Regions from separate parts of the Homo sapiens genome. Here region 2 is linked to region 1. The links are chromatin loops, found by intact Hi-C in ENCODE. Cell type or tissue: B cell. All regions are shown on one strand. Each heading gives the region's core, and the rest is flanking DNA. Links, peaks and the distances in the headings are about the cores only. Region 1 has its middle 16 kb from the start of MIR3671. Region 2 overlaps RAVER2 (ribonucleoprotein, PTB binding 2).

The links. Hi-C counts contacts between places; a loop is a spot of excess contacts. Peaks named below come from ENCODE experiments on the same cell type or tissue, not always from the same donor. Only the 100,000 strongest peaks of a DNase experiment are listed, where the experiment ranks them.
Region 2: a loop joins it to region 1, with 5 times the contacts of the local background. A loop is called at or near these places in 5 of 110 quality-filtered maps.

Annotation. Positions count from the first base shown.
Region 1 is chr1:65,039,300-65,044,683 of GRCh38, reverse strand. It overlaps a transcript of JAK1 not described here. Among named protein-coding and RNA genes, the nearest start is that of MIR3671, 16 kb to the left of the region's middle. In B cell, for the core only: a CTCF peak has its summit at 2,998; a DNase peak (open chromatin) is centred at 3,063; H3K4me3 peaks cover 681 bases; H3K27ac peaks cover 1,377 bases.
Region 2 is chr1:64,821,886-64,827,269 of GRCh38, reverse strand. All of the region lies in intron 11 of RAVER2 (ribonucleoprotein, PTB binding 2), which reads right to left. Among named protein-coding and RNA genes, the nearest start is that of RAVER2, 80 kb to the right of the region's middle. RefSeq lists an enhancer at 1-139. In B cell, for the core only: CTCF peaks have their summits at 2,709 and 2,911 (motif pointing right); a DNase peak (open chromatin) is centred at 2,899.

The DNA of each region.
Region 1 (5,384 bases), core at 94-5,093:
AACAGCCACCAGCTCAGCAAAAACAACAAGACCAAATTGGAACTACTCTTTCAGGCTCCACTTCCCAAGCCATCTGGTCACCCTGACTTTCCACCACACAGGTGCAGTGGTTTGCAGATTGTCATCAATCTTCACCTTCACTTAAAAGTCACGTTGACTCTCTACAGCACCAAGCTGCCATAAGCATTCTTTTTCTACAGGCAGGTACGTAGGTATTAATCCTAATGTCACACTAACCCATTTGAAAAACTTGCAACTTCATTTACTTTCTCTAAGGTAGACAATAAGCTCAGAAATTGTCCTGAAAGCCAAGGATTTCCTGTGATGGGCTCACTGAAAAACATCTGACCTAAAGCTCACTCTGCACTTTGCCAAAAAGCAGAAACAACCATCTCCACATCACCAGTTCAGGGTCCCAGCCTGCTGAGCCTCCAAACCCAGCCCCATCCATATCTCTAACCTTTGCCAACCACTAGTCTATCCTTGCTTTCTAAAATTATGTCCTTTCAAAAATGTTACGTAAATAGGGCTGGGCACAGTGGTTTACACCTGTAATCCCAGCATTTTGGGAGGCCGAGGCAGGTGGATTACCTGGGGTCAGGAGTTTGAGACCAGCCTGGCCAACACAGTGTAACCTCATCTCTTAAAAAATACAAAAATTCAGCCAGGTGCGGTGACTCACGTCTGTAATCCCAGCACTTTTGGAGGCCAAGGCGGGTGGATCACTTGAGGTCAGGAGTTCGAGACCAGCCTGGCCAACATGGTGAAACCCTATCTTTATTAAAAATACAAAAATTAGCCAGGTGTGGTGGTGGGCCCCTGTAATCCCAGCTACTTGGGAGGCTGAGGCAGGAGAATTGTTGACTCCAGGAGGCGGAGGTTGCAGTGAGCTGCGATTGTGCCACTGCACTCCAGCCTGGGCAACAGAGGGAGACTCCATCTAAACAAACAAACAAGCAAAAAAAAAAAAAAAAAAAAAAAAATTAGCCAGGTGTGGTGGTGCATGCCTGTAGTCCCAGCTACTCAGGAGGCTGAGGTGGGAGAATCACTTGAGTCTGGGAGGCAGAGGTTGCAGTGAGCCAAGATTATGCCACTCCAGTCCAGCCTGGGCAACAGAGCAAGACTTTGTCTCAAAAACAAAAAACAAAAACAAACTATATATATATATAATCATATGCTATGTAACATTTTGGAATTGGCTTTTTTTCAATGTAGAATAACTCCCTGGAGATTCATCCAAATTGTGGTATAGGTTTTTGTTTTTATTATCTGAAGTCTATACATTTAAAAAAGTTTTTCTATTGAGTTTGTTTTATTATTAATGAAAATCTGTAACCAAGGTTATTGAAAGTAGGTGCCACTTCCTAGCTAGGAGACCTTGTGGATTACTTCATATCTCTGAGACTCCATCTCCTCACCTTTAGAATAGGCATAAAAATTAGGACTTTATATTATATTCCCCTTATTAATGGAGGCTAATTACAAAGATGCAATACCATGTCTTCTTTAGTCACAGAGTAACTCCAAGTCCTCATATTTCTGCGATTGGGATAAACAGCAGGTCTCATGCACTGTTTTGAGTGAAAAACATTAGATTCCATGATCTACTTTTTCTGAGACCACCTGTCATTCATATTGTCCTGCAGAAAGGATCTGATTGGGTTGGTTTGTCATTTCCAACATAGAGAACCTGTAATGGGCCCACACCAAACTCCTTGAAAGGTGTTTTCCTCTCTGTGGTTCTCTTGCAGAAGCACTAGGAGAATCTTTACACTTCTCTCTCTGGCCATCAGTCAGAACAAACTGAAGCCGGAGCTTGCCTTGGAGGTGATGCCCATGCGATAGAGGTGTTCTGGCTGAGGCTGATGACCACCTAGCAGATAGGGACTAAAAGCAGAAAAGCAGAGAGTTGAACTCATCCTCAGTTTAGTTCTCTGTAGACCAAGAACAGAAGTTATTTTATCAAACATAGTAAAAAATGAAAAGTCCCCGTTGAGTCAGTGCTCTCAGAAGAGGACTCTGGATTTGACAGGTACCTAGTACTTACTGGACCCGCATCAAAGACAGCTATTCCATAAGGTTGTTATAAGGAGAAAATTCAGTGGCCAGGACAACCTTCGGCCAACTCTAAAGCCCTATATGAAACACCAGTTATTTCACCAAGTCACCTGATGTAACATGAATTCAGTCTTCTCTATGCTTTTTGTGTATGAGCAACTGTAAAAAGAAATTTCTGGGGTGTGTTTGTGTGTGTGTGTGTGTGTGTGTGTGTGTGTTAAATAAGAGTGCCTGGTTTTTCATAACTAAGACTAAGAAAATGAAAAGTATATACAGTTGTCCTTCAGTATCTGAGGGAGATTGGTTCAGGATTCCCTCAGGTAGCAAAATCTATGGAAGCTGAAGTTCCTGATAATAAACGGGATAATATTTGCATTTACCCCATGCACATCCTCTCGTATACTTTCAATCATCTCTAGACTGCCTCTAATACCTAATACAATGTAAATGCTATGTAAATAGTTGTTATACTGTACTGCTTTAAAATTCGTTATTTTTTATTCTTATAGTGTTTTCTGTTTTGAGGGTTTTTTTGTTTTGTTTTTCTTTTCCAGATTTTTTTGTTTTGTTTTGTTTTGTTTTGAGACAGAGTTTTGCTCTTCTTGCCCAGGCTGGAGTGCAGTGGTGAGATCTCTGCTCACTGCAACCTCCGCCTCCTGGATTCAAGTGATTCTCCTGCCTCAGCCTCCCAAGTAGTAGCTGCGATTATAGGCATCTGCCAACATGCCTGGCTAATTTTTTGTATTTTTGCTAGAGACGGGGTTTTACCATGTTGGCCAGGCTGGTCTAGAACTCCTGAACTCAGGTGATCCACCCACCTTGGCCTCCCAAAGTGCTGGGATTACAGGCGTGAGCCACCGTGCCCAGCCCAGATATTTTTGATCCATGGCTGGTTGAATCTTCAGATGGGAGGACCAACTGTATGTATATATAGTATAAGTATTTGCTTGTGTTTCTGAAAGGAGACAGTAGAGTTCAGTACAGAGCTGGAAACTAGCGCCCCATGGTTCCTGTGAAATGTCTGTGTACAGGAACATACAGAATCAGATGATCGCTTCTGTGTTTGCTATGATAAGGGTTACACAGAGGCCATCAGGTAGGAGACGACACAGAGAGCACAGGTTGGAGCACAGGTGGGTCGCTAGGCATATCCAGGGTCCTGGGCTGATACAGTATCTAAAACAGAAAACATCCAGTGCTTACGGGGTACTGGCTCTTTCCTCAGACTCCACATTTGAGATGCAGAGGAACTAAAACTCCATCTTTGTGTATGTAGCAAGTTTTCCCCTTTCAGCTTTGAAAATGAAAGTTTGTTTTAGGTCAGGTTCAGCCTGGGGAAATGAGAAAATCACCCACTGGGATGAGCCCTTCCCCCTTCAACACTGTAAATAGCTTTTTCCACTTGGCGCGGTCTCCTCGCCACGGTAATAAGGAGCTCTTGCTGGCTGCTCCGACCCGTGCGACAGCCAGGCCTTCAGGAGGTCTGGTGTCCCTGCACTTTGTGGTCTCTGAGCAGTCCAGCTCTGCCTGCCATCAGTTTGGGCACTTGACATTTCAGGAAATCCTGAGCCCAGATTGCAGGCCCTCTTTTTCCGTGATGATACCCACTACATTGAAATGATGGATCTGTGATAGCAACAGGAGCGATGATATACATCTTTGTATATCCCTGCCCTCCCCAGACCCCAAGTCCTATATAAAAACTTCACTTCCTGGGCTTCCTTTACCCCACCCCAATATTTGCCATGTTTTCTTGTGTTTCATGATTTTTCTGTCAGCTCCTCTGAAATGTGAGGTCCTTCAAAGCAGGACTATGTTTTTTTTCGTGGTATCCCTTGCCCCTCGCAAAATGCCTAGGACATAATAGGTGTTCTATAAATGTTTGTTGAATGAATACAGAAAAACCAGAGCGCCACTATGGGTAGGTGAGTGGGATGGGGAAGGCCCTGAAATCCAGAGCACAGGGGGACCTGGGCATGTGTGTGTATGTGAGGGCTGAGTAGGGAGATTGTTGTGGACAGAATAATGGTCCGTAGAATAAAGGTCCACATTCTGATCCCTGGAACCTGAGAACACGTTATGTTAAATGCCAGAGGGAATTCTGGTTGCAGATGGAATGAAGGTTGCTCATCCCGATTGTAAGGTCGAGAGATTACTATGGATTACCCAGGTGGGTCAGGGTAATCACAGGGTTCTTACAAGTGGGAAGCAGGAGAGTCGGAGAAGATGTGATGACAGAAGCACAGGCTGGAGTGAAGTGGCCTCGAGCCACAGAAGGCAGGTGGCCTCTAGACGATAGAAAGGTCAAGGAACAGATTCTTTCCAGAGCCTCCAGAAGGAAAGCATCTGTGCTAGCACCTTGATGTTAGCCCTTTGAGGCCCAATTTCAGACTTCTTTTTTTTTTTTTTGGAGACAGGGTCTTGCTCTAGTTGCCCAGGCTGGAGTGTGGTGGGGCAATCTTGGCTCACTACAACCTCCACCTCCTAATTTCAAGGGATTCTCCTGCCTCAGCCTCCCGAGTAGCTGGGATTATAGGTGCCCACCACCATGTCTGGCTAATTTTTATATTTTTTGTAGAGACAGGGTTTTGCCATGTTGGCCAGGCTGGTCTTGAACTCCTGACCTCAGGTGATCCACCCGCTGCAGCCTCCCAAAGTGCTGGGATTACAGGTGTAAGCCACTGTGCCTCTTCGCATTTCAGACTTTTGACCTTAAAAACAACTTGTGTTGTTTTTAAGACACTAAGTTTGTGGTAGTTTCTTACAGCAGCTATTGGAAACTAATACAGAGGCTAAGCCTAGGGGAATGGGGGGAATCCTCAGGAAGGAACCAAATAGAACACATAACCCTGGAAAAGGCAATGGCTGTGTCGGAGAAGCTCAGTCAGCATCCAAAAATACCTTTCCTGCTGAATCACCCTAGATCAAAAGTCATTGACAGTAAGATCACCACTGGTACGCAGCTCAATGTGTGTTGCCTTTAGTGTCCCCAAATAGTGTGAATACCTCTAATAATTTGAGAGAAGCCATAGTAGAATATAGTGTAAAAGAGTCAGTCAAACCTGGGTTTGAGTTTCTTTCTGCCACCTATTGACTGTAGTAGCTTACAAATGATGTAACCTCTCGAAGCCACAGTTTACTTATCTGTAAACTGAAGATAAATCTGTTTCTTAACTAGAAAGATGGTGGTGAGGACTAAATAACACATATAATGTATTTAACATAATGCCTGCCATATAGGAAACATTGGATAAGCATTATCTATTACTAAAAACATACATACTAGGAACTTTTATAACAAGGTTGTTTGAGTTATCTCTATACTC
Region 2 (5,384 bases), core at 186-5,185, 220 kb after region 1:
CACCCTCATCTTCACTCTCAGCTGATGCTTTGCTTTCTATTTCACCAAGAAAACAAAATCGAAAGAGAAATCTTAAGACGCACAGTGACTAACCCCTGGTGTCTTTACTTACCCTCACTTCCTTGGTGATCTCATCCAATTTCATGCAATTCACAATTATAGCGATTTACAGGAATGCGATGGTTCTCAAATATGTACCTCTAGAGGCCCATAACTCTCCCCTCACCTCCAGACTTGTATAATGAACACCAATAAAGGAACATCTTCACTTAGGGATCTTATGTCTAAAACGTACCCATAAAACTTGCTCCACCCACACAGTCTTACCCATCTCAATCAATAACAAATTCATTTTTCTAGGCCAAAACTCTTGGGGACTTGGCTCCTCTCTTACCCTCGTATACCCCACTGACTCCAGCTTCCAAAAATGTCTCCAGTCCAGCCACATGTCACTGCCTCTGTTGCTTCCAGGCTTGTCCAAGTCAGCATTTTTACTTGGATTGTACCACAGCAGCTCCCTAACTGACCCTGCTATGTTCTACATTCATTATTTAACACAGCAGCTAGGCATGTTAAACTATAAATACAGTCAATTATCCCTCTACTCAAAGCATCCCAGTGGCTTTCTATCTTAGAGTAAAAGCCAAAGTCCTTACAAGGGCCTAAAAGGTCCTAAATTGTCTGTGCCCTCTGCCTCCCCGACCCCACTGTGACATCATCTCCTATTCTCCACTTTGCTCCCTCTTCTTCTGCCCTAAAGGTTGCTTGCTGTTCCTTTAACAGACCAAGCATGTTTCTGCCTCAGTACCTTTGCACTTGCTGTTCCCTGTCCCTGGAATGTACTTTACATAGATATTCATGTGGCATACTCCCTAAAGTTCTGGTCTTTGCCCAAGAATCAGTTTTACTATGAACCCTTCCTTGACCACGTATTTAAACTCCAAGACTTCCCAGACACTCTTTAGCCTCCATCTTATTTTCTCTGCAGCGATCACTATTCCTTTTACTAATTTTTTCCCCTAAATGTAAGTTCCATTCTTATAAGGATTTTGATGTTTTGTTCATTGCCATATCCCTAGTGCCTAGAACAGTCCTGTCATATAGTAGACATTCAGTATATACTGGTTGAATGAGTAAATGAATACCTTTCAAAAAATATTTTCTAAGCATCCATTCCCAGCTCCTTCAGCAAATAGTCATGGGCCATGGTCTCTGACACTCTGACATGGAAAAACTGAACACCGTAATCTACTAGAGCCTACCAAAGCAAAGGTTAATGTGCTTCTCGCTTTGGGCACCTGCCCTCTCGTTAGAATTTCAAATTAGTTGGCTCTTTTAAATGTTGCTCACCAATCCAATCTTTTGCACACATCTACTATGAAACCCATTCTCTATGCAGTCGCTATTTTATTCTTGGATTTTAAAAAGTTAATTTTCTTTTATTAAAGCAAATCTTTTTATTTTCATGTAAATGTAGACTTTCTTTTATCCCATTGATTTCCAAGTGAATGTAGAAACAGAATGTCACAATATCATTTGTTGACTGCCAGTTTTTAATACAATGTATCTTAAGCTCAATTTTTAAGCTCATGTCAATAATTGAACTGGTGGCTAGTTTTCAAAGCCATCGTAAGAATTGGGGAAAGGGGAATCTTGACTATCCCTCAGAAGATTCCTTTGGGATATGTTAATGTCAACAGTGAATTCCATTAGGCTCATCTGCTATCAGTCCAATTAAAGATATTTATTATTGTTGTTCTTCTGAAAAGAATATAAGCATCTAGCAGGTAGCCCTTTAAATACAAAATGAAATTTGTTTTCAGAAAATTCTGCCTCAAGGACTCCTCAGTCTCACCCTTACCTTCAGCCCCACTTCACCTTTTCTAAGTCTTGTCTCTTCAGTGGAGTCAGGTATACGGAGAACCAAAATGGGACTGCACTAGTTCTCCTGAGATCTGAATCAAGCCCCTAATGTCCCTTTCTTATAGCTTCAAGTCCAGCTTTTAGATTTCAGACCTACAGAAACATGAATTAATTTTATCATTATTTCTGCATTAAACATTTTTAAATTTTTATTTAAAAATATAACTTTCTCCCATTGTTAAAAATGTTTCAAAATCAATATGCTTCATTCTGTGACATTAATGATATAATAAAATGTCTCTGTCTGATATATATACATAACAAATGTTTCCAATGTTCATATTCATATTTGCCTCTCAGCTACTTGTCTTTCTTCATATGAATAATGGTTGAGTCCTAACTTTGGATTTAACGATTCATCCCCAAAAAGGTATTGCACAGCACTAATTTTTTTTTTTTTTTTTTTTTTTTTTTGGGAGACAGGGTCTCGCTCTGTTGCCCAAGCTGGAGTGCAATGGCGGGATCTCGGCTCACTAAAGCCTCTGCCTCCCGGGCTCAAGCGATTCTCCTGCCTCAGCCTCCTGAGTATTTGGGATTACAAGCGTGCACCACCACACCCGGCTAATTTTTTGTATTTTCTGTAGAGACGGGGTTTCGCCCTGTTGGCCAAGCTGGTCTTGAATTCTTGACCTCAGGTGATCCACCCACCTCAGCCTCCCAAAGTGCTAGGATTATAAGCATGAGCCACCCCGCCCAGCCGAAATACATTTCAACAGCTTGCTTTCCTTACTTCCAGTTTTTAACCAAAATCACTTTTTAAAAGTACTTTCCAAGTTATTGTCTAGGGTTAATATATAGATAACCTGTGCTCCCATAATTGTTGTTTAAAGTAGGCTTATGTTTTAAAACATATTTTGTATGGTAGGTGTTTGTCACACGATTCGGATCTATCACGGTCCATACAAAAATCCACACAGCATTCATTACATAACACAATGTACTTTTTGGCAAGTCTGTCTGCATTATTTGACCACTGGGTGGCAGCATTAGGCTCCATATGAAAGGACCAAGCATTCATTTTCCAGGTCTTTTGTTCATTTTTCTTTCCTCTTCCCCTCATCACATCATCTCATCATATATTCTGTGGTTGATTCCCTGGAACAGGCAGTCAGCCTCCTGGCAGGGGAGATCCCTGGAATCAGGGTAACACAAGAACACACCGTGCAAGTAGATAACACTGCTGTGCTGCATGCTGGACAACTGCCACATATGGCAAGTGTTAAATGAAAAACAAAAATCAGGCCGGGCGCGGTGGCACATGCCTATAATCCTAGCACTTTGGAAGACCAAGGCAGGCAGATCACTTGAGGTCAGGAGTTCAAGACCAGCCTGGTCAATGTGGTGAAACCCTGTCTCTACTAAATATACAAAAATTAGCTGGGCATGGTGGTGGGTGCTTGTAATTCGAGCTACTCGGGACGCTGAGGCAGGAGAATCACTTGAACCCAGGAGGTGGAGGTTGCAGTGAGCTGAGATTGCATCACTGCCCTCCAGCCTGGATGACAGAGCAAGACGCTGTCTCAAAAAAAAAAAAAAAAAAAAAATCACAACTTACACAGTCATATCAAACAGCTGAAAAACCTCTTACATTTTTCTTTACATTATTGGGACTATGTCAAACTGGAAAGGTGCTTAAGATATATTTTTACCTATTTTAATTAAAAGGGGAAGGGTGAAATGTTTTGTCTTTGACTGATTATAATTAGATGTTAGATTTAGGTGTTTAATAGACATTTAATAAATGGGCTCAAAAGCTTCTCTTTTAAGGTAGACTTCTCCCAACCATTTGACATAGAAGGACCTCAGAATCTGAAATTTCAAACTCAATTTGTACATTCATATTGACAGGATTACATAGCTGACTATAATGCTATTAATAACTGCTAGAGTGTATACTACAAATTTTTAAATAATTTATTTCTGATTTAAGTTTTCCCAATCATAGTTCAAATATTCAAGACATGCAGTTTTTGAGAAAATTCACAGCTCAATGGCAATTCTAATTAATTATTACAACTGACTAGAGAAATGGAAGGGGTAGTCCATTTAAAACTGATTTCTAATTAGACCTAGATCTTGAAAAACTGATCTGATCTGTTTGCTCATAACTAACTACTTTTAGGATCTCTAAAACACTAAATGAAAATGCTATTCTCTGTTTAGTACAGTTGAAGCTTAATTTCTAAAGAGTCCAAAATTTGTTGATTCACAAGGTTCACCAACTTACGAACAACTATCACCACAATTGAATTCTAGAGTATTTTTATCACTCTCCCCTCCCCAAAAAAATCCTGTTAATCATACTCCCCAACTCCTCCTTCCTCCAGCCCCCAATAACCACTATCTACTTACATTCTCTATGGATTTGCCTATTCTGGATATTTCATATAAATGGAATATCATATGTGGACTTTTTGTCTGGCTTATTTCATTTAGCATAATGTTCACAAGGTTCACCAATGTTGTAGCATGGATCAGTACTCCATTCCTTTCTAGTGAATAATATTCCATCACGTGGATATTACCACATTTTGTTTATTCATTCATCACTAGATGGACATTTGGGTTGTTTTCCTTTTTGGCTATTATGAATAATGCTGCTGTGCCAATGCATGTACACATTTGTGTACAGACACAAGTTTTCAATTCTCTTGGATACACCTAGGAGTCAAATCCTGGGGCCATCTGGTAATTCTATGTTTAACATTTGATGAACTGCCACACTCTTCCAAAGCAGCTGCACCCTTTTACATCCCACCAACCCCCAGCACTGTATGAGGATTCCCATTTCTCCACATCCTTGCCTACATTGCTATGGTTCATTTTTCTTCATTCTCTTTTCTTTCAGTTTCTCAGACTGGATAATTTCAATTGACCTACATTCTAAGTTTGTTGATTCTTCTGCCTGCACAAATCTACTGCTGTGCTGTAGTAAATTTTTCATTTGTTATCATACTTTCCAAATCAAGAATTTATATTTGATTTTTAAAAATAATTTCTCTCTCTTTATTGATATTCTCTAAGTGATGAGATGTTGTTCTCGTACTTTGTTTGTTTTTGAGACGGAGTCTCGCTCTGTCACCTGGGCTGGAGTGCAGTGGCGCAATCTTGGCTCACTGCAAGCTCTGCCTCCCGGGTTCACGCCATTCTCCTGCCTCAGCCTCCCGAGTAGCTGGGACTACAGGCGCCCACCACCACACCCAGCTAATTTTTTGTATTTTTAGTAGAGACGGGGTCTCACTGTTGTTAGCCAGGATGGTCTCGATCTCCTGACCTCGTGATCCGCCCGCCATGGCCTCCCAAAGTGCTGCGATTACAGGCGTGAGCCACCGCGCCTGGCCTCTCATACTTTTTAAAAGTTCCTGAGACATGGCTCCCTTTAATTCAAATCGTTGTCTAGTAAGTCCAGTGTTTACACTTCCTTATGGGCAGTTTCTATTAATTACTTTCCCTTTGTGTAT